2 separate regions of the Homo sapiens genome follow, and region 1 is linked to region 2. A link is a loop called in an ENCODE intact Hi-C map of the cell type or tissue named here. Cell type or tissue: dorsolateral prefrontal cortex. All regions are shown on one strand. Links, peaks and the distances in the headings refer to the core of each region. The heading gives the core; the rest is flanking DNA. Region 1 overlaps TMEM273 (transmembrane protein 273). Region 2 has its middle 26 kb from the start of WDFY4.

Region 1 (11,327 bases), core at 1,921-9,920, 510 kb after region 2:
CCTGAAACACACAAAAACAGAAACACACAAAATCAGATAATTTTTTATGAAAAAATTATCTCTTTTCCATGGAGAGCCACTTAACATCGTAAAGAAGTAAATCATCTTTAACTTAATATGTAAATATAATGCAACCCCAATTTAAATACCAGGATGTTTGCTTCTTTTTTTTTTTCTGTGTGTTGTTTTTATTTTCTTTGCTTTGGTCTATACAAAAGCCCAATAACCAAAAACACAAAGCAATCATCATAAAATTCTCCACTGGGACCTCCCCCAGCTCCCGCACCATGAAAGATTTTTGTTTCTGTGGAAAGATTCTGAAGTTGATTCTAAAGTTCATACGGAAAAATAAATATGAAAGAATAGCTGGAATAAAATAGCAAGAATGTCCCCTGCAAAGGAAGCACAACGTGTGTGCGGGTGGAGGGAACCAGCCCCACCAGAAGGTAGAGCACACCAGGAAGCCTCTCTAGGCTCAGCCTCTCCAGGAAGCTCTCAGCACATGAATAACCGCAAATACCAATGGAGAATAAAGCCTAGAAATACCCTAGTACGCACAGAAATTTAGAACATTATAAAAGAGGCAAATGAAACACTGGGGAAATAGGGTGGTTTTAAAAAATAGTATCGGAATAATTCAATTGCCATTTGGGAAAAAGAAAAAATTGGATCTTAACTCATACCACACACCAGAATAAATGACAAATGGATCAGACATCTAAGTAAACAATAAAACCATCCAAGTGCTGGGAAAAGTATATATGCACAGATATATACATCTATATGTAAACATCTTCTAATTTTATTTTAAAAAGTGTGTCTATATAAAAGTGTTTTTAATTAAATATATTTTTGTAAAAGTATCACAGAAAGAATAAACCAGGAACTATTGAAAATAGCAACTTCAAAGCAGTAGGTAGGAACACGGTAGAGTGGACAGTTACAAGAGAAACACTTCTCTGAGTTTATCTGTTTACATAGTTTATCTCTGAATCGTGTACATGACACACGATTCAGAGATAAACTGTGTAAAGAAAACTATGTAAATTAAAATTTTAAAAGATTAAAACAGGAAATAGTAAAATATAATACACACTAAAACAAGTGTTTCTGACTCTCTATCCAATTGATAGCATAACCACACAGAGAATATAATTAATTTCATTTGAACACAATACTCTGGCTGTGCACACCTAGAGGGCTAAATTCTAAGGGTAAAAGCCACTGCAAAGAAATATGCAAGTTTACTGAGTGGGTCTATAGCTGCATAGTGCTCTAATTTCTGGAGGCATTTTGTGTGTATTATAGAATAGAGAAAATGAGTAAAAATATTATGTGGTGGAAAAGCAGGGTTTTTACTTTGGAGAAGGCAATCTAGACACATGGATTAGGGAAAGCTTAGGAAAAGTCTTATGATATTGAGTGTGTAATTTAAATGCACGTTTCGTGACTCTGCCCATTGAAAGGGCCTAGAAGCAATGACACCTCAGTAGCCCTGAGCACACATTGTGCCCAGATCTTAGTTTCTAAAAATGATTCCACAGTAAAAATTAAAATAAAAGAGAGAGAGAGTGAGAGAGAGACAGAGAGAGTGAGAGAGAGACAGAGAGAGAAACAGGGACCCTTGGGAAAATTAGACCCTTGTGCTACCCTTGGGAGCAGGTCAAGGTGAGCCTGAGATATTGTGTTGTCAGAAGTCTAGCATGTGCTCAAAGACTAATGGGTTCTGTCTAAAGGGCACAGAGGCCACCAAGAAGTGACTTGCACTAGCCAAATTTGCAACAATTTGGGCTTCAGAAAGAATCATGATGGCAATGGATTAAAATGCCTTGAAGTCCACAGTAATAATCCTCAACAAAAGAAGGAGAAAGGGGAGATAGAATAAAAAGGCTTCCTTGTGGATGAATGTCAGCTATTAAATATAGAAGAAATGCTGGAATTAGAAAGTCAATATTTTGTAATCACCAATGGCAAAAACTGCTTGAAGCAGGATCATGAATAGGTATAAAATCATTAGGTGAGGAATTGTTGGGGGTCGGGATATTCACATAGTGTCAAAGTGCCACCCCTCGTATTATTCATTTCAGAGGGGAAAATTCTAATTTCTACAAATGTAGAAATCTAGTGGTCACTCCCTTAACCAAGCAAACGAAGCATCACCAACAGTGATGCAATACAACAAAAGATACACAACATCACTTCATGGTATTTCTGACCAAAAACTTCAATCTGAATCTACTCAGGAGAAAACGATCAGACAAATCCAGAAAATGGGACATTGTATAAGACAACGGGGCTTAGGGACTTCTCAATTAACAATGCCATAAGGATAAAAAGCAGAGGGGCTGTTCAATACTGAAAGAGACTTAAAAAAAAGACAAAATAAATACAAATATTTTTTCTGGATTGGAAAATAGCACAATAAAAAATAGAGCAATAAAAGATACTTCTGAAATAACCAGAGAAATTTAAATATGGACTGTATAATAGATGATATTAAATTAGCATTAATTTTCTTAGGAGTGGTCACTGTATTGTGATTATACACAATAGGAAACACAATGGTGCTGTATTCAGGGGTGAAATATCATGATATCTACACTAATTTGCAAGTAGATCAGTCAAAAAAGGCTTATGTACACAGAGATAAAGCAAAGGGGGCACCGTGTCAGTGAGTGACCCTAGGTGAAGGGTGTATATATTTTGATTGTCCCGTTCTTTCAACTTTTCTTTGGATTTGAAAATTTTTCATAAAGCAGGAGAGTGAGGTCAAGAGATTGCCCCAGGCCTGTGTGACCATCCTGGGCTGGTCAGACAGGGAGCAAATTCTCAGTGGGTTTGGCACATGCAAGGGGCATGAGGTGAGGAAAAGCCAAGCTGGGGAATGTGGATTGTGAAATGATGATTCTCAAAACCCTGGTGAAGATGCCTTCATTCCTAGGAGTCTTCATCCATAGGCTCATTCAATCAGGGGTCCGAGATCCTGTCCCCTTCTGTAGACCGGCCCTCCACATACAGGCTTCGTCCTCTCCGAGACCCCAAAGCAGCACTGAGATGCAAATACCCAGCCAAACTGATAGCATGATGACATGAAGAGATGTTTGGGAATTTTTTTCATCAAATGGACTAAATTGGCTAATTATTAGATTGGACACTATCATAGGATAGGTCTTGGAGAATGAAAAAAAGTTTACCTATCCTGTTAAAACCATTTTCTCAGCTCTAACTGGGCAAATGCCCCACAGCTTCATGTTAAATCTTGCCAAGTACCATCATGTCCCAAGGTGATGCTGATTCCTGGTCTCACAGCTGTCCTGGCATGAGGGCTCCTGGCCATGCCATGGTTGCCCGTCCCACGTGGCCAGGGGAGGGAGAGGTCATGCCGAAAACCCATGCAGCCCCATGGGGCAGAGACTGCCTGTCCTCCTTTTAAGACAAGTGATCACTCTTACAACTCACCTTTTGGAGAAATTGTGGTTTCGCCTGCAAAACAAGATAAAAGGGTGTTCATTGCCTAAGCCTTAGAAGCCAGAAAGACAATGCAAAACTTGCTGCAAGAGAGTGGCTTGCTTGTCATTAGCTTGCTCTTTTGGGTCTGACTTCCTCATGACTCAGCCTGACTCCATCTAGTGTTAGTTTTGGAAACTCGAATCCTGCTTCTCCTCTCTGAAAGTCCCTCTATTTGCAGAGGAGCTCTGTTACGATACCTGCCAAGAACAGCTCCCTGCACGTGGTGAGGGCGATGTATTAATTATCAGGGGTATAAACTCCCATCCAGCCATTGCCTCCCAGCCTCCCTCTCTCCTGGCCTTTATTTCTTGCCTCCCTCACCCACTTGCTTCCTCTAGCATCCCTTCATGTTTTCTCATGAACTTCGCTTTCAGAAAGTTCATTGTTGAATAACTATTGGAGCCATCTTTCCTGGATTATGGAAAATGCCTTCTATAGCCCTGATAGCTCAAAATAACCCAGAACTTCCAAAAAACACATATAACAGAGACGCTCCTCTTAGATGATCATGCATAAGAACATAAAAAGCACAGTGACTGCTCATTCAGCAGTGTTTTCAAATGGGTCTGTGTTGTATTGCTCACAGCAGCATCATCCCACACAGATGTATGTGTGTCAGAGTCCATCATGAATGGCCACATGCACATACACACACATATACACAGGCAATAAATGCACACACACATATAGACAGGCAATACATGCACACACACACATATGCGTGCGCACACACACAACAGGATTAAGGATCGAGCTTTGTGAAATTTCATTCTATGTGAAGTCCGTGGCTAAGATGTCCCTGAAGCATGGTCTGCTTCAAGGTCTGGCGATTTGCAAAGCAAAGTGCCTTAACTCAAAGTCCCCCTCAATGTGTGCCAGGAATTCAGATGGTCAAGGTAGCGTCCCTGTGCTGGGGGGAGCTCTAGTACTTTAGAGCCTTCCCCGTGGTGAGAAGGTCACTGTGCTAGAATCTCCACATGTTTCAATATTCCTGACCACAGGGGCTGAGCTGGCCACAGCAGTCTGTGTCCTCTGCCTGGGTACCTAAGCACCCAGCAGAGGGCCCCTGAGGCCACATGGTGCCAGGGTCTTCGCCATGGCCAACACAGCCCATCCATTCAAAACAGACTCCTCCTGCACTCCTCACCACAGATGCTACCGCTACCTGGACCCACAAAGGCAACAAAGGTTCTAGGAAGTCAATCCTTCTCACCCTTCCAGACTCCATCCATGGCCTCCTCATGTCCTCCAAGAGCCCTGTGTGAAAACCCTTATAATGGCCAGTCCACCCTGATTCCATGGTGGGAGATGCTGACTCAGCGCCCAACCCACAGCCATCTGAGTGCTGCCCTTGGGTCAGCGGGGACTGGGACACCCTCCTGGCCAGGTGCCGCAGCTGCACACTTAGGAGAACCTGTGATTGTGCCAACCCCCCTAGGGCTAGAAGAACACAGAGCTGCCCGGGGCAAAGGCCTCTTAGGGCGGGGGGAAGGGAGGGGTGTGAAGAGCTGGCCAGCATGGAACTCTACTCTCCCGCATCAGTGGATTTGGGGGCACTGGGAGCAGTTCGGCATGTTTCTTCTATAAAAAGGAATGTGACAACTTCAGCCAATGTGGGTCTGGGTGTGTGAATATGTGCATGTGTGTGTGTGTGTGTGAGAGAGAGAGAGAGAGAGAGAGATGGGACATATGGCATCTCTGGTCCCTCAACCTGAAATATCCCCAATTCGACCACACATTTCCAAAACCCCCTGAAGCTGGTTACATGCCCTAGATGCAGAGAACGTGACATGGCCAGCAAGAGGAGTGCTGTGTGGCCACCGGGGCCTGGACACTTCACAGGCCCACTCAATCTAAGTTGACCACACATCCCTATTTCCCTAGGACAGTCCAGGCTCACACCTATCATCCTGGTGCAACTTTTACAGAGCCTCTTCTCACTCTCACAAAGTGCTGTCTTGGATGATAAGTTATATATCCTGTCTTCTCCAGCCCAGGACCCAGTGGACTGACACAAACTTGGGGTGGGGGGATGACATGGGAGGGGACAGAGAGAAGGAGAGTGAGAGTCAGAAACAGAAGGAGAGATGGGGTGCTGGGAGACAGAGTTGATGAAATGTGCTTTAATGCTTCACAATCAGAAACCACTGCTGAAAACTAGAATATCTGTAGGAGGAGAAATCCTCAAAAAAAGTGAACTTCTCAAGAAAATCCATGTCCAGCTCATCCCAAGCGCATGACTCCATGAGGGCTGATGAGTCATGACCCGCAGCCACAATGCACCATGCGTTCATCCCTCATGCAGCCATTAATCCATCCGCTCCTTCAATAGACACTACTTGGAAGTTACCCAGTCCCTGGTCCCATGGAAGAACTGGAGGGTGAGACTGGGCTCTGGGTACTTTCTAAAAGCCACTAACCCTGTGTCAACCCAGACCTCTGTCCTAAATGCCAGCCACTTACTAGACATCTCCTCTACATGGAAGTGTCCAGAAACTTTCGGCTCACCATGTTCAAAAAAATATCATCTCACCCAGCTCACTGCCCAAAGCTGCTCCCCCACCAACTTCCCAAAGGGCACCTGCTCAGAGAAAACTCTGAGCTGTTCTAGATTCTTTTCTCTCCTCCAGTGGCTGTCTCAGTCCCTCATCCCAGGTCCCTGGGCCAGCTCCTCCTTAACTTTGTTCCCATCTTTCATTTTTTCCATTGCCTCCACCTGGACTTACTCCAGCAGGGCTTTGCACCAGGCCTGAGTCTCTGTCCGGGCTTCCAGCACATCTTCCTGGCTGCAGCTGGGCCCTCCTCCATGCCACCATATAACAAAAAATATTCTCTCTCTCCCCTGCTTAGAACCCATCTGTAGGTGACCAGAAGTTTCAGGACAGATTTCAGACTCCTTTGCTTAACACAAGCCCCTCTGACTGTACATGCATAGAAACTACCTATCTCTCCAGCGCTTCCTTCCATATCGTCACATGAAACACTTGCTTCTGCCACACTGCATGTTTGTCAGCGGCAGGTTTTACCCATGATGCCTACATATACTAGGGTTCCCTCTGCATTCATGAGCTTCTCTTAGTCCTTCCGCACGTAGCCTGAGGCTCCCCTGCACCTCCTAGTGGCTATGCAGCCCTCTGCACCCCCAAGACACAAGGCAACACATGCTTAGCCTGCCATAGACCTCCCGGGACCCCCACCCCCACTGTGCAGCCACCACCTGGGACCTGCCTGTCTCCCCTGTAGACTGGGGGAGATTGTCCTACTTCTCTCTCCTTGACCCCCAGCACCTAGCCCATGGCCTCATGTTCAGTTATTTATTCATTCATTCAACACATATGCAAGTATCCACTTTGTCCCTGGCACTGTGCTAAGTGCTGTGCTACAGAAGTGAAAAGGAAGACCCTACCCGCCCGGAGCTTACATTTTAGAAAAAAACCCATGCAAAATAGACAAATCAATATATCGTATAGCATCAACTAGTGCAAAGAATTATAAAGAAAACTAAAGCCAAGCAAAGAGAAGAGAATGGTGGCTGGAGTCGAGAGGGGATTGTACCTTAAATAGGCCCTCCATGATGCAGTGGTGACACTGAAGCAGGGATTTGAAGGAAAAGAGGGTCGAGGCTTGCAGCTTTCTGGCAAAGAGCATTCCAATTACAGAAAACAGCAAGTGCAAAGGTCCCAAGGCAGGACCGTCCCTGAGGACGTGGGCTCTGTGCAGAAGAGCAGGGTACCTTGATGCCAGCAGGGAAGCCCAGAAACCTGGGACAAACCACGTGTGACCTCCCAAGTGACAGGGGCTGGAGGCCTCATTCTGAAAGTCAGGGGTATGCACTGAAGGGGTCTGAGTGGGGGTGGAACAGGATCTAATCCAGGCTATGCAGAGGCGAGCCCTACTCCCTTTGACGGCTGTAGCCTGTGGCCCTCACTCTTGTGACACCTGCCCACTGGTCCAGAGGAGGAGAGAGTGTAAGGAGGGGACCACGAGGTGCATTCTAGTCACCTAGAAAGCATGCCAGAGTGCAGAGAAGGCTGGGGATGACAGGCAAGGGAGTGGCACGGTCAAGACAGGAGAGAACACGATACCTCTCCCTGACTGTGTGGGCAGTGACCTTACCTTGGGGCTCTCTTCTTTAGCGGGATGGTGTCTAAACAGAGAAAGCCGGGCATTAGGAAGGGGGTCGTGTGACAAGAGGTGCAGAGCATTCCCTAGAGCTTTCACCTCCCTCTCCTTGGTCCTCTCACTCACGGTTGCCCTCGAGAGACCCGGGGCCTGGCTGCTATGTGATGAAGAGGCTGTTTCCTCCCCTTATTTGTGGGGATACACAAGGATAAGCAAACTCAAGGATAAGCAAACTCCCATGGCCTATTAAGCCCCTCGGGCGATGCACACGCCAGCATCTCGGAAGCCTCCTCCTCTCCCGGCCCAGACCAGCCCCTTCTGCTTATCTTCACGGATCATAATCACGTCTTCCAGGAAGGCAGTGAGGCTCTATTCTCCCCAGAAGCACCCCATGGAAAACTGCACCGTCATTGCAGTGAGCCATCTAATACAACAGAGGATGAGTCTGGGGATGATACCCTGAGAGAAGGGATGCAAATCAATACTGCACTTTGGGTGCCAAGGAGGCAGAGGGCTGTGCCATGGTGCATGTCAGCCAGCTCAGTTTCTCTCTGAGGGCCTACTCAGTACTGCTTTGAGAAGGACTTTCCCAATTTATGAAAAAAAATTCATCTTGACCCACAAAGGCAGTGTCAACAGAACCTCCCACCATCCGCCCACACTTAGGACCAACCTCGCTGCCTACTGGGACTGGGTTTATTTGATCTCATCATTTGGATGAGAGAACAGAAATTTCTGTGTGAAGCCAATTTTAGTTCCTCTCCCACCTTTCTCCAGGAAATGTGATTCTCAGGACTGCCAAGAGCAACTGAAAGGAAAAGTACAGAGGGAAAGAGACACAGAAAGACAGAGACATGGAAAGGGAGACAGAAAAAGGAACACAAATAGAGAGACAGAGAGAGATAGAGACAGAAGAAAGAGAAACAGAGGCAAAGGGTTAGTGAGAGAGACAGAAACATGCAGAGGTCACTGCCTTCCTTTACAGCCTGTTGGGCTCTGCGCTTGTGGGTTCATTCTTGCTGTAGCCAGCATCACAGAGTGGCCCTCGGTGCCTCGCTGGGTGGGGCAGAGCCAGGCCCGAGCACCACATCCCTCACCACTGAGGCCCCCAGGCGTGCTTTTCAGGTCGGAAGAGTCGTCGTCAAATAAGTGCCTCCTGATCATGCAGATCTTCAGGGCCAGGAAGCCAGCAGATATGGCGACACCCACAGCAGTCCCGATGAGGGCGTACTTGAAATCTGAAACGCAGGGAGGAATTGAACACCCGGTTTCAGTCACCTGCAGCTCCCTCTGCATTCCAGATGAGGTCCAAAGCATGCATGTGGCCCTTAACACACCACCTCCCACTGGCTGAGGCCAGCCTCACCTTCTACTCTCCCATGAGTCCCTTTGCTCCTAGCCTCTGCCTGCACCCCATCCCCTCCTTCAGCTGTAGAAACTGTTGCCACCTTTCAAGGCTCCCTGAAGCTCACCTGGCTACCCCTGCCCAAAAGGTGAGTGGCTCATTTCTCTGGCCACCTGAGCCTCCTAGCCCTTCCTCACTGATCCCTTCGTTAATTCATCCACTCATCTATTGGGTGTGTGTTAATTGCCTGCTCTGTGGTGAACACTGCAGGAGAATGGATAAGGCCTGTCTGGCCTTTGAGGAGCCTGCAGTCAGCTGGGGAGGACAGGGAAGGAGCTCATGACGGGAGAGGCTGGGTTGGCCTAGAGTCATGGGCGTCCAGAGCCTTCTCAGAGGGTGAGGCATGCAGACTGAGCCTGGCCAGCAGATGAGGCCCTTAAGGGGCAGACAGGCTGGAAGCTCGCAGGTGGAGGGAGGCACCGATGAGGGCTGTGAGCCTGGCAAAGCATGCTGTCAGGGCCCATGGCTGTGGGACAGGGCTCAGTGGGTGCTGGAGCCACGCATCTGTGGCCCTGAGGTATCACGTCCCCTGTGTGGACGAGCTTTAATGCAAGGCCTTTCCCCCGAAATAAAGCTGTCAGCTGCTCTGGGGGACCTGGAGGTGAGGGTGCCCCTTTTCCTATGCTGACAGCAGGGAACCAATTCCAGCACTGCGGCCCTCTGCTTGCTTGTCTTGGGAGCTTCCTTCCTGCCCCTGACCCTGTGCACAGAATAACATGGGCAGCCACGTACCAATTTCAGCCCCAGGGGTCTTGCCTGTTGCCAGCACTTGAGCTCCTCCTACATCTGCAAAGAAAGAAACCCCAGAGCCTGGTTAGAACAGAGCTGGCTGTGGTCCCAGCTACCCAGTCTCAGAGGCCTGGGAAAGCCTACCCCATGTACCCACCAGGAGCACAGAGGTGGGCTCCCAATTGCCATGGAGTGTCTTGGAGCCTTGCTGAGACATCAGAGCTTCCCTCAAAACTCAGACCAGGAACGCGTCTCCACCCAATGCACTTCAGTCAGCCGTTCAGCACAGTTTCCAAGACCTGAACTCTGACCCAAGCCTGCTCCACAAGCTCCCCTGTGGCTCCCAAGGCCCTCCTTAATCCAGCATGGCTTTGGTGCTTCTAGTTCCCCACACAGCCAGGGAATCTCCTGCCCTGCCTCAGGGCCACACCCTCTGCCTGACCCCATCTTCTTCCCTTCCTCCTTTACCTGGTCTTGGCTCCATGCCACTTCCTCCCTGACTCCCCAGACCTGGGTGAGCTGATCCCAGTGTGCTCCGTAGCCGTGGTGCTTGCCGGCCATAACTGACCATGTCAATATGTAACAACATTTACATAGCACTAGTTTGCTCCAGGCTCCATCCTAAAAGCTTCTCACATATTAACACATCAATACGTCTTCTGGCTGGTCTCGCTCTGGGCTGCGTGGTATAGTGTCCAGCATTTGATGCAGTGCTTGGCCCACAGGAGGCATTAATAGACATTGGTGAATGGAAGGAAGGAAGGAAGAAAGGAAGGAAGGAAGGAAGGGAGGGAGGGAGGGAGGGAGGGAGGGAGGGTGGGAAGGAAGGAAAGAAAGAAGGAAAGAGAGCATGCTGTAAGGGTCCCTCCCTCTTCTAGCCAGGCCTTGAAACCTTAAGACAGGAGATACTGCTCACAAACAGCGCCCTAAAATAGTGATCCAGAGGTGAGGTCCTTGGAGAGAAATGTGCACATTTATTGGCCACTTACTCTGAGACGGACACTGGGTGCAGTGCTGGCATTAATATATGTAATACTCACAGCAACAACTCTGTGAGATAAGTACTGTTATTATTGCCATTCGCAAAATGAGGAACGGGAGGCATTGTGGTCTTGCTAATTTGCCCAAGAGCCAAGATAAGTGGGAAGTGGCAGGTTTGCACTGAGAGTCCAGGAAGGCCTACAGACGTGAATGTGAATCCAGTGAACTAACAGATACAACACCACCAAAACCATCAAGCCCTAGGGCTGCATGGACTTGGGCTGGGGATGGGCAAATGGTAAGATCCAAGTCTGAGTCTCACATTCAAACTTCCAGGCAAAGGCAGGAGAGTGTGCTACCACTCCTGTTTCTCACAAAGGGAAACAAGTGACTTCACTGGGAAAGACCAGATGGTATGATGAAGGAAGCATCATAGCAAAGACATCCTCCACCCAACCCTGTCTGCTGACCACACTCAGTGATGCCCAGAGTGGCGTGGTAGGTTGGAGCTCTGCAGGGGACAGCTTTGCTCTGTGTGTGTTTGGTGGAGAGAGGAATTGTCCTGCTAGAGTTCAGAATT
Region 2 (11,292 bases), core at 41-8,040:
CACCAGGCACACAGGCTGCTCATGGCATGGCTTCTCCATTCCATTTCTGGAAATTTAGCATCATTACAGCATAATTTACAGTTGTGGAGAATCAAAAAGAAAAATCCCAATTATGAAACAGCCAAGCGATATTTATGCAGCCATCAGCATCATTGACATAGTGGTCCTGGCAGTCCAAGGCAAAGGCAGGCTCCAAGGCGGTGGATACAATGTTATCTAAATGAGGGCAGCATTGATTCAGATGGAGCAGTGACTCCTGGGAGGGCATGCATCAGGATTTTCTTCCTAGCACCCTCCTTGTCTCCTCTGTTCTATTGAGCTTGCATCACATTTATTGATAGTGACCTGAAACACCTTTCAATTGCAGAGAGCATAAAAGCAGTTAAAAACCAATCACTGCTATAAAGATAAAACAAGCATAGCCAGTGCTCAGTGGCTCAGTGCAGGCTAGATCCTTCCTACACCTGGGCTTGTGGGTGCAGGAATTGGGGCTGTCACCACTGCAGGAAGGTGCACCCTGGGCTGCGGGACAGCGCTTAGTGGGGTGTGTTGGGGGAATGTCATCTTGGCCCATGCCTTGGGGATCTGTGGACAGTTCCTGCTGCTAATGTTCTCAGAAGGGAGCGCTGGAACAGCACAGAGAACGGGGCCAAACTGAGCCTCTGGGGAGTGACCAGGGATAGCTGGAAGCAGAAGGAGGCAGCAGGCGAGCACTCAACTGCTTGAAGAGAGCAGCAAGGGCCAAAACCCAAGGTGCCAGCATGTCCTTGCAACAAAGCAAGCAGTAATTTGGGTTGCAAAGGCCAGAGTGCAAGGCTGATAAGAGCCCACAGGTACAGAGGCAGAGAGGAGTGAGAGGAAGCAGCCCATCCCACGACCTGGTGTACAGGGGGCTTTGGAACTAAAACTCTAGGACAAAGTCCAGGTTTTCCATTTTCGAGTGCTTGGAATTTAGACATGGGCTAGATTTGGCAAATAAAGGTGTAGGATGCCCAGTTAGTTTTGCAGTGTAACTGTGTTCTAAATATTGCGTGGGACATAATACCTGCTAAAAAGGTATGTATAGTTGACCTGAAACACTATTCAGATTTAACTGGGTATCCTGTATTTTATCTGGCAAACGTATACCTTCTGAATATCCATTTTCTCTTTGATCAAAAAAGAAAATACCACCAGGTAAGAAACTTTCAATTGCAGACAATAAGAAAGTCAGTTAAAAAGAGGGGATTTATTGGCTCCTTGAGCAGGAAAGCCCTCATAATATGGACTTCAGGCATGGCTGGATCCAGCAGCTTGACAATGTTAACCAAGTCTGGGTTTTTTTTTCCAGTTCTCCTGTTTGCTTCTGGAATGCCTGCTTCATTCTCAACAAAGTCCCCTCATTATTAAAAAATGCTGGACACCAGCTCGCTTCAGGAACTAATACTCTTTCTTTCATGACCAACACAAAGAAAGAGCCTATCTTCCAGTGTCTCTCTCAGAAGTGCTGGGAAGCTGCCCCTCCCTACTCTCCCAAACATCTCTTCTTGCCTCATGGCCTTGGTTGGTCCACTCACCCATCCCTGAACCACCCAAACCAATGCAATGTGCTGATTGGCTAAAGCCAACCTGGTCTCATCCCAGGAATAGGGTGGCTTGGCTTCGTAAAAGCCACCTCAGCTGGTATGGAAAAGAGGTGGTTGCTAGAGTGGATGCCAGGCACTGCAACCAAGGTTGGGGAGAAGGGGTTCAAAATACAGTGCCCACAGTGAGGTTGCCCTAAGGATAAGATACATGAGACTGCCCCGCTGGTGTGGTGTGTGTGTTTAAGTGTGTGCTGTATGAGAGGAGAGAGAGGGAGAGAGAGACAGAGGGAGAGGGGGAATGTTAGTTCCTCTCCTTGGACATGCTGATTACTTTCTTTCTTTCTTTCTTTCTTTCTTTCTTTCTTTCTTTCTTTCTTTCTTTCTTCCTTCCTTCCTTCCTCTCTCTTTTCTTTCTCTTTCTTTCCTTCTTTCTTTCTTTCTCTTTCTTTTCTCTCCTCCCTTCCTCCCTTTCTCCCTTTCTCTCTGTTTCTCTCTCTCTTTCTTTCTCTCTTTCTCCTTCCTTCCTTCCTTCCATCCTTCCTCCCTTCCTCTCTCTCTTTCTTTCTCTTTCTTTCTTTCTTTCTTTCATTCTTTCTTTCTTTCTTTCTTTCTCCTTCCTTCCCTCCTTCTCTTCTCTTCTCTTCTCTTCTCTTCTCTTCTCTTCTCTTCTCTTTCCTCTTGGCCAGCTCGGTGACTCAATCTCCTTCCTGTCTCAGGCCCCTCCCACGAACTGGCCCGTGTGTGCCCGGGGAAGGTCCCTTCTCCTCACTGACCTCCACCCACACCATGGAGAGTGGATGTGTGTGTGTGTGTGGGGGGGGGGGGGGGCGGGGGACGCTGCATCAGGAGACCTCTGGTTAGGGAATTTTTATCAGGAACCACCTCTGTGACCTTTACCAACCTCAGCCTATAGTGGGGACAAGGTCCTACAGCGTGGGCCTCTCCTTTGGAAGGCTTTGGGACAGAGTTCTGCCCACCAGCTGGAGGACAGTGACCTCAGGGGGAGAAGGGACAGGAGACTGCTCTCCAGTCCCTCACCCCAGCCCTCGCCTTTCCCTCACCCACCTTTCTTTGCAGCAAGTTCAAAGGCAGGTCATACACCAGCTAAGCGGGCACAGCTGGGCACAGTTCCCGGGGCCTGCCGGGCAGCGCTGGGAAGGGCGGCAGAGAGCGCGGACTGGACGCTCGTCTTGGAATGACTCAGCCAGGAGCAGCCGCCAGCAGCATGGGCCACGCAGCAAACGGGCGCGCCGTGGGAGCTGGAGAGGCCAGGTCTTCTGGAACCAGGCCAGTGCACCCTGCCCGGGCGTCACCCCACCACGGACATTCACAATGACAGTCAGCACTTCTCAGCACACTGTGGATCACACGCATTAGCCTGGCACCTGGCAGCGCCCCGAGGTGGGCATCACGGTGGGATTGGGAGGCACTCCAGTCACAGGGTTCACCAGGGCCGAGGTGGCGACGAAAACCCGTCCCTCGGGCGTGGCAGTGGCCTGGCCACGTGCGCCCCAGGGCTTGCACCCGCATCTCCCGCCGGTGGTAAGCGGGGCCTCCAGCAGAGCGGGCGGGGCTGCTCACCTGGAACCAGGGCCAGCCGTCTCCTCCCCTGCCTCGGCCGCCCGGGGCCTGCCTGGGGCTCCTTCCTCGCCGCCCGGCGGCAGCTCTTGAGCTCCCGGCCCGCTCCTTTAGCCCCGCAGGCTCCCTGGCCGTGACCCTGTCCCCGGCCTCCGTGTGATGAGCAGGCGAGCAGGGCCGGGGGGATGCAGCCTGGGCCCCGCATCCTCAGGCAGGACGGAGCTCCCGGCTGCTCGGCGCCTCTGGGGGGGGGGGGGCGGGGGGGGGGGATGCGGCGCAGCGGGCGGTCCCAGCGAGTCAGAAGGGTGCAGCAGCCGGGTCGGGGATGGCCGGGCGAGGCTGACCCCTGCCGGGCAGCGCGGGTGGCGCCACGGGCGGAGGCGACTTCCTGGGCCCTGGTGCACGGCGCCCCCTGGCGGGCCTCGGGGAGGCGGCCTCCTGCGTGCCCGGACCGCTCGCTGCGCCTTCCCGCCTGGCTTCCGGTTACCCAACCTCATCTCGCCCGAGCCTCATCTGTAGCTCACCGTCCTGTGCGCCCTGTGCTGTTGGCAGGGCGTGTGGGATTTAGAGGGTTTTCTATACTGAGTCTTCCTCGGAGCAGGTGAATTCTGCATAGCTGGCCCAGTTCTGTGTCTTAAGTATGGGGAGAGAGTGGGGGCTGGAGAAATCACTAGCAGGGGAGGAGCCCTGAGGTTGCCGAGGGGGATCGGAGCTACTTCCCAAGGCGCCTACACCGCCCGTAGACTGGGAAACTACGGTCACAAAGGGTCAGCGCATTCCCCAAGGTCCCAGAGCCACACGCAGCATGGCTGGCATTTGAAAGTCAAAGCAGAGGAAGCAGGCAGGTGGCTCTTGTTGAACTGGCTTCCAGAGTCTGTGTTGGGCAGAGAGATCCTTCCCCGAGAGTGGAGTGGCCTCGTGCTCACCTGGGTTCAGCGTCAAGGTTCACCTGGAATCACCTGCACTCTTGTCCTTGACCAAGGCAGGGTGGTTAGCCATGGGCTGATAGCCTTGGAGAGCCTGATTCAGCCTTTGGGTAGAGCTGGGTCAGTCCAGCCTCAGGGCCATCACTCACCCGAAGCATTGTGGTAACCTGCCTGCCCCTGGAGACCCCGGGTGTGGGGCAGGGTGACCGTGGTGGAGAGTGGGAGCTGGCAGAGGTAAGGAGGCACACGTCTGCCACAGCACCAGAGCTCAGGGCGCCTGAGAAGCAAGGTCATAGCGTCCTGTTCTTGGACCCCGTCAGTCTCCACAGCTATAGGGGGCTCCATTGAAAAGAGTGTGCCAGACCTTCTCTGTCTGTGCCCTGGTGAGGGCTCACTCACTCTCCAGGCTTGCTGGGGGAGGAGGCACGAACTTCGGTGGAAAGAACAGAACTCAGGAGCCAGAGAATGGAGTTTGACTCCTGCCTCGGACACTTCTTAGCCGGGTCTCTAGGGGGCTCAGAGAGCCTGAGCCCCCTTCCTCATGTATAAAGTGAGGATAGTAATACTGCTGAATCCCTGGGTCTGTTAGAGAATGAAGCGAGGAAAGTCAGGCAGAGCACTTAACTAAGTGCCCAGCTCGCATTAAGTACACCATGCTCATGCCCATGGCCAGGATGGTGTGTTCCAGCTGCAACCTTTAGCAGGGGCCCTGGAAGTGCTTGTGTCTTCTGCTTCGTCCATCATTAGCAGCAGCAGAAGGTAGGGCAGTGTTTGCTTCTCAAACCAGGTTTCTCACACATTGAAAGATATTCTGCATTTAAATTTACATGATAAATTAAAATATAAGCCATTGGGATGAACACCTTATAATCAAATACTCCCAGGTGACCTAGTGCCTGAGTTTACCTGAGTGTTTAAAATCAAGTTGGCGACAAGGAACAGCGAACACGACTGCCTTTAATATTTAGTTAGACCCTGGTGGGGTGAGGCTCCCAGGAGTGGCTTCCCTTTGGGCCCTTCCTCTGTCCTCCCAGGTGGCTGAGGGGGACCTACAACCCTAGTCAGCAGTTGGGAATCCGTCCTCATCAGTGAGCTACCTGGCTTCCATGAAACTAGGGTCGTGTCTAGGGATCTAGTGTTTTGGAAGCTCCTGGAAATGAGGTTGGCCAAGAGGGTCTTCTGGAAATCTCCGCTCACTGAGCCATCATCCTACGCCAGTGGTCAAATTCTGCCAGAACCACACTGCAGATCATGTTTAATTAGAGTTCTTAGGGTACTTTTGTTTTTACGTAGCGACGTTGTTTGTTTTTTTCTAGTTGTTATAAGCATTGCAGGGCTATCTGTTGTTTCACGTGCTTAAATATTTAAGCCAGTCAATGCCGGAACCTAGGGATCGTTTCCACCTTCTTTTTGAAAAGGGTCACATTACTGGAAGAAGAAACCTGGAGCTGATTCACAAAAGTAGAGTAATCCTGTCTGCAGTTGAGAGTTGAAGCCACGAGGTGGCGCCCTCAGCACACTACTTGAGCTGTTGGGTTTTCCAGCGGCAATGACCAGCACGGGGACAGAGGATGTCCTGAAGAGGGGCTCTGTCCGCTTCAGGACGTCCAGGGGAGTCACCTGTGTAACACTCACAGGAAATACATGCTTCTGTGGGTACACAGCTGGGAACAGGGTGAGGCAAGTGAGTTATCTTGGGTGCAAATTTTAAGGGGCAATGAGCGCCCCTCTCCCCTCACCCTGGTCCCGGCCCTGGGCCACCGGACTGGGACATGTCTGTGAGGACCAGAGTTGGGGAGCGGCTCCCTGACACCCCAGGAGAGAGGGTGATGCTTTGACCTCAGCCCTGGTCAGGTGGGGCCTACACCACGGGGACGCTAAAGCCCCTATTCTGATCCAGAGGCTGTGGCCGGAATAAACGGATGTACTTTCTGGGAGGGGATTAAGGGGATGGACGAGGTGCTGCCCCATCCCTATTCCCACTATGAATTGGAGCCACAGGGACATGGAGGGTGTGGAGCTGAGCCGAGTGCGTCCCTGGAGTGCCCTTTCCTGTCTGCACTCGGGCTGGGCCAGCCTCCTGTGGCTCCTGCACATGGCAGCCCCCCTCAGCTGGAGGAGCCACAGTGGAGCAGGCGTGGAGTCCGTGGCACCATGGCAGGGGGTCTCTGTCCAGGGCCTGGGTACTCGGTGACACTGGGAGAGAATGCAGCCTGCAGCGTGGCCTCGGAAACTGGAATAAGAGAGCTGACCTATGAAGGAGGCACGGGAAGCTGGGTGCAGAGATGACCGAGAAACTGGCAAACATTTTGGTAAACCAGAGCACCATGCTGCGTGAGTGAGGAGTAACCAAGGTGGAAGTGTTAAGGATGAGGTGGAACGAATATTCATACCATACAGTAACTAACACTGAACACAGTCACCTGGAAGAGAAGACTGGGGAGAATCGGGACATTAAGGCTCCTGGGCACTTGCGGTTTTTACTCCGGGTCAGCGCTGTCCAACAGGGATATAGTTTGAACCACGTCTATAATTAAACGCTTTCTGGTAGCCATATTAAAAAAGAAACAGGTGAAATTGGTTTAATAACATATTTTATTTAGGGCAATATATGCAAAATACTATCATTTCCACATATAATCATTTATAAATATTATTTATTGAAACATTTTGTATTCCTTTTTTTATACCAACTCTTTCAAATCCGGTGCATATTTTACATTTATAGCATATTCCAATTTGGATACTAAATTTCTGCTGCAAATATTTTATCTGTATTTAGAGTTTACAAAATTTAGAGTTAAAAAAAGATTTTCAAGTTGTTCTAAACATGCGTTTTTAGTAATTGGATTGTGTATCAATTTCTAAATTAAGATTAAATAAAATTGAACATTTAAGTGCTCGGTTGATCTAATTTCAAATGTGATTAGTGGCCCTACTGTATTGGATAGTGCAGTGGTAGGCATTTAAAAGTAAAGTATTCATGTTAAAAATGTTAAGAATAACAAGCAAAGAATAGAAGTAGAATATATAACTTCTAAACCAGTAGAGGGGGCTGCATACAAAAAAAATCCCGATCAATTCAACAGAAGGGGAAGTGAGAAAACAATAAAACAAAAATTATGATAAATAGAAACACAAAAGAAGAAGATAAAAATAGGTATAAATGCCATAAATTTATCAGTAACAGTAGTAAATGTAAACAGATTAATCTCACACATTAAAAGACAGAAGTACTTAGGTTGGAATTTTTAAAAATCCAGTTGTAGCTGCTTGTGAAGAGACATCTAAAATATAAGAACACAGAAATGTTGAAAATAAATGAATGGAAAAAGATATGTGAGACAAATAGGAATTAAAATAAAACTAGTGTAGTGAACTCATATTAATATGGACAAGACAGACTAAGGAAAATCTTTATTAGGGATAAAGATTGTCATTGCAAGATTATAAAAGAAACAATTCATAGAGATACAACAATCTTGAGCCTATATACACCTAGCAACATAGCCTGGAAGGAAAGAAAACAAATAAAAGTCTGTGACATAATGTGAAGAATTTGAAAATTCACAATCTTAGTGGAAATTTTATGATAACACTCTCAGAAACTGATAGACCAAGTAGAACACTAGCAACAAATTAGTAGAGAAAGAGATTTTGAACAATGCATTAAGAAAACCTAATATAATAGATACATGTAGAAGCCTGTACCCATGGAATATTTATAGAAATTGACCATGTACCACTTCACAAGAGGGTTCAATAAATAAACACTAAAGAATCAATATTACTCAATGTTGTCTAACCTTGATATAATAAAATTATACAACAATAAGAAGACTAAAAAACATACATCTAAAAATCATACATCTAAACACCGAAAAATACATTGTAATTTGTGTCTAAAAGGAGATATTGGAATAGAAATTACAAAATATTTAGAATCAAATGCAACATAGAACCACAATTTAAGACTTGTTGTACACAGCTAACATGGTACTTTGAAGGAAATTTATGGCATTAAATGTGTACATTAGAAAATAAGAAAGGTTGTAAATTAATTAACTGAAAATTTAACTAAAGAATTAAGAAAAAGATAGCATGTGATGACAGTTCAGCTTTTATTTTCTCTCCTAAATTTAGCTTTGAAGGGGAAATGGGTTCTCAATGTTCTACACAATTTCTAACTGTTGAGGGTTCCCAGGTCTTAGACTTGAGCCTTTTCTCTCCCAGGTAATCTTATCCATTCCTACAGTTTTAAAACACCATCTGTGCTGATGAGTCTCAGTCTCGAGACTAGAGCTCACCTCTAAGCTACAGGCATCCTTTTCTGACTGCTCCGTTACCCTCACCCTATGGCATCTCACACGTAACACGTTCGAAACATATGCTCCAATCTGTCCCAAGCTTGTTTCTCCTCTCCATGCCAATAAATGTTGCCACCCACGTTAACTTTAAGCAAAAGATGTAGGGGTCATTCTTGAGTTTATCTGATGACTTATTCTGTAAGCCTTGTAGTCACTTCTATTTCCAAGATACAACCCAAGTCCATCCTTTTTTCTCTCTTTCCACTATTACCACCCTAGATGTGCCACTGCCATTCTTGCTTGGCCTCATTCAAGAGCCTCTGCACTGGCTTCTATGCATGCTCTATTGTCCCCAGGCCATTCTCCATGCAGCAGTAAAATGTAAATTGGGGCATGCCATTTCCCTGCATAAACACCTCAATGGCTTCTCATCATGTTGAGCCTCAAGTCCAAACTTCCTGCTGGATCTTAGAAGGCCCTCCCTGAGAGGTCCTTGCCTGTTTCTCTAGTTTATCTTGGTCCTGTTCATGCTCAATCCCCCTACCCTGCCACTGCCACCTTGTTGGCATTTATGCTTTCAGCATACTGGCCACTCAACTCCTTTCTTGCCCCAGGGCTTTTGTACCTGCTTCCCACTTCTTGAAATGCTCCCCACTTCTTGAAATGCTCCCCCACACTTCTTCAGTAAACACTTCTTCTTTTTTTTTTTTTTCTTTTTCTAGACGGAGTCTCACTCTGTTCCCCAGGCTGGAGTGCAGGGGCGTGATTTCCGCTCACTGCAAGCTCTGCCTCCTGGGTTCACGCCATTCTCCTGCCTCAGCCTCCCAAGTAGCTGGGACTACAGGCGCCCACCACCACGCCCGGCTAATTTTTTGTATTTTTAGTAGAGACGGAGTTTCACTGTGTTATCCAGGATGGTCTCGATCTCCTGACCTCGAGATCCGCCCGCCTTGGCCTCCCAAAATGCTGGGATTACAGGTGTGAGCCACCGCGCCCGGTCCAGTAAACACTTCTTAGTTTGTTGAATGAACAAATACATACTAACCTGTTAGCACAGGGATTTTTATCCTTATTTCATAGCTGAGGACTGCAAGGCCCAGAGGGGCTGACTGTAATTTTTCAAGACATTTTTGGTTAAAAAAAAAAAAAACCTAATGGTTTTAGCAAAACCCTTGAGATGACCTCTGAATGGACCATCATGGATCATGTGCACAGACCTGAACCCATCGTTGCAGCTGGGGCAGGGAACAGTCTCATATGGTGGGCCTTGGTCATGCATCCATCCCACTGCTGAGGGTGGAATCAGTTCCAACCAACACACATGGTGTGAGGATGAGTGAGGGGAGGCTTCTAAAGCAGCTTTATTTGTAATAGCCTCAAACTGGAAACAGTCAAGATGGTTAAACAGGTGAATGGTTAAACACCCTGTGCACAGCCATGCCATGGATTCTATCTAGCAATGAAAAGGAAAGGACTATGAATGCTTGCAGCCACTTGGGTGGATCTCAAGGACATTACGTTTAGCGAAAAAAGCCAGTCCCAAAAGGACATAGGCTGCATTATTTCATGTATATAACATTCTCTAAATGAGTTGGAGAGCAGATGAGAGGTGGCCAGGGGTTAGGGACAAATGGGGCAGAAGGCAGGTGTGACTACAAGGGACAGCATGAGGGATAGCTTACAGCCACAGGATAGTTCTGCACCCTGGTGGTTACATAAATCTGCATGTAATACAACTGGAGTGATAGACATTGCATCAATGCCAGTTCCCTGGTTTTGATATTGTACTAAGTTATGTAAGATAGAATCACTGAGAGACACTGAGTCAAGGGGATCTGGGACCTCTTTGATTATTTTTGCAACTTCCTGTGAATCTGCAAAAGAGTAGGTACTCACTAGTGGCAACAATATACATTACCAGTCTAACATGTGTACACATAGATAGGTCTTGTTAGGATGTTGAAACTGTGCCAATGCATGTTATTATTACTACAGTTTTAAAGATTTCTCTAAAAAATCAAAAAGCAAAATGTATATGATAATTAAAGAATACAAAAAATTAAAAAACATTATTTGATAAAATTAAATTCTTATTGTGATTTTAAAAATAAAAAATAAATCTAAAAATTAAACTGTTAGCATTTCTGGTGTTTGTTTTGCATCTAGTGGGTGCTATGAAGAATCTATGTCATACTTCACGCAAGTGACATTATACATCCAGAACAACACATATGCATCTAAGAGGGAGTGAGCTGTTTAATAGCATGAAATATTTCCAGGCTGCAATGAAGAACCATTGTGAATTTTGCAATGATATATAAGTACCTATGAAACTATGAATTTGAACTCAAAGAGCAGAAAAAAAAATACATGTCTGGCACTATTCAGAGATGAGATTTCTTATGGAGAACCTACTACATTTAGGTGATCTGAGAGGAAGCCTCTGGAAGTTTAGATTTTTTTCCTATTGCTTCCACGTTCAATTCCTCCTAGACATGGAAGCAATGTTCCTGCTGGCAATGGCACAACCCATAAACCTAAGCTGATCCTGCAAGCCAAATCCATAACATTTGGATCCAATCACATTTTCTTTTGAGGACATACATAGGGCAAGAGATGAGGTGCTGGACAATGCCAGTCCAGTGAGCAGGTGTGCAGGGTCAGGGCCATGGGTCATGCAGGGCAGCACTGGGCACACCTCTCGAGGAACAGAGGTGCCCATTCCATACATCCATGAATAGATGTGTGCTGTTTGGGTTCTCATGGGCCCTCAAAGTGTAGAGTCCAAGATAGGGCCCTCCTTGGTTTCCTGGACAGGTAGCATCTTAGTTCTTATGTGGGTATGAAGTCACTGCTGACTCCATGGCCATGTGTCACCAGGTTTACACCTTACCCTCCAGCAGGCTGAGCTGTCAG

Evidence for each region. Peaks named below come from ENCODE experiments on the same cell type or tissue, not always from the same donor. Only the 100,000 strongest peaks of a DNase experiment are listed, where the experiment ranks them.
Region 1: a loop joins it to region 2, with 2.7 times the contacts of the local background. A loop is called at or near these places in 56 of 110 quality-filtered maps.

What each region holds. Positions count from the first base shown.
Region 1 is chr10:49,158,140-49,169,466 of GRCh38, forward strand. TMEM273 (transmembrane protein 273) reads right to left here. Exons shown (of 7, transcript NM_001288740.3): 2 at 9,770-9,823; 3 at 8,730-8,870; 4 at 7,627-7,657; 5 at 7,066-7,144; 6 at 3,460-3,483. Among named protein-coding and RNA genes, the nearest start is that of TMEM273, 25 kb to the right of the region's middle. In dorsolateral prefrontal cortex, for the core only: CTCF peaks have their summits at 3,630 and 6,628 (motif pointing left); a DNase peak (open chromatin) is centred at 6,608; H3K27ac peaks cover 2,073 bases.
Region 2 is chr10:48,652,879-48,664,170 of GRCh38, forward strand. It overlaps a transcript of ARHGAP22 not described here. Among named protein-coding and RNA genes, the nearest start is that of WDFY4, 26 kb to the right of the region's middle. RefSeq lists a silencer at 3,088-3,677 and an enhancer at 3,928-3,997. In dorsolateral prefrontal cortex, for the core only: CTCF peaks have their summits at 3,540 (motif pointing left), 5,561 (motif pointing right), 7,162 (motif pointing right) and 7,363; DNase peaks (open chromatin) are centred at 2,773, 3,240, 3,543 and 5,583; H3K4me3 peaks cover 1,903 bases; H3K27ac peaks cover 1,613 bases.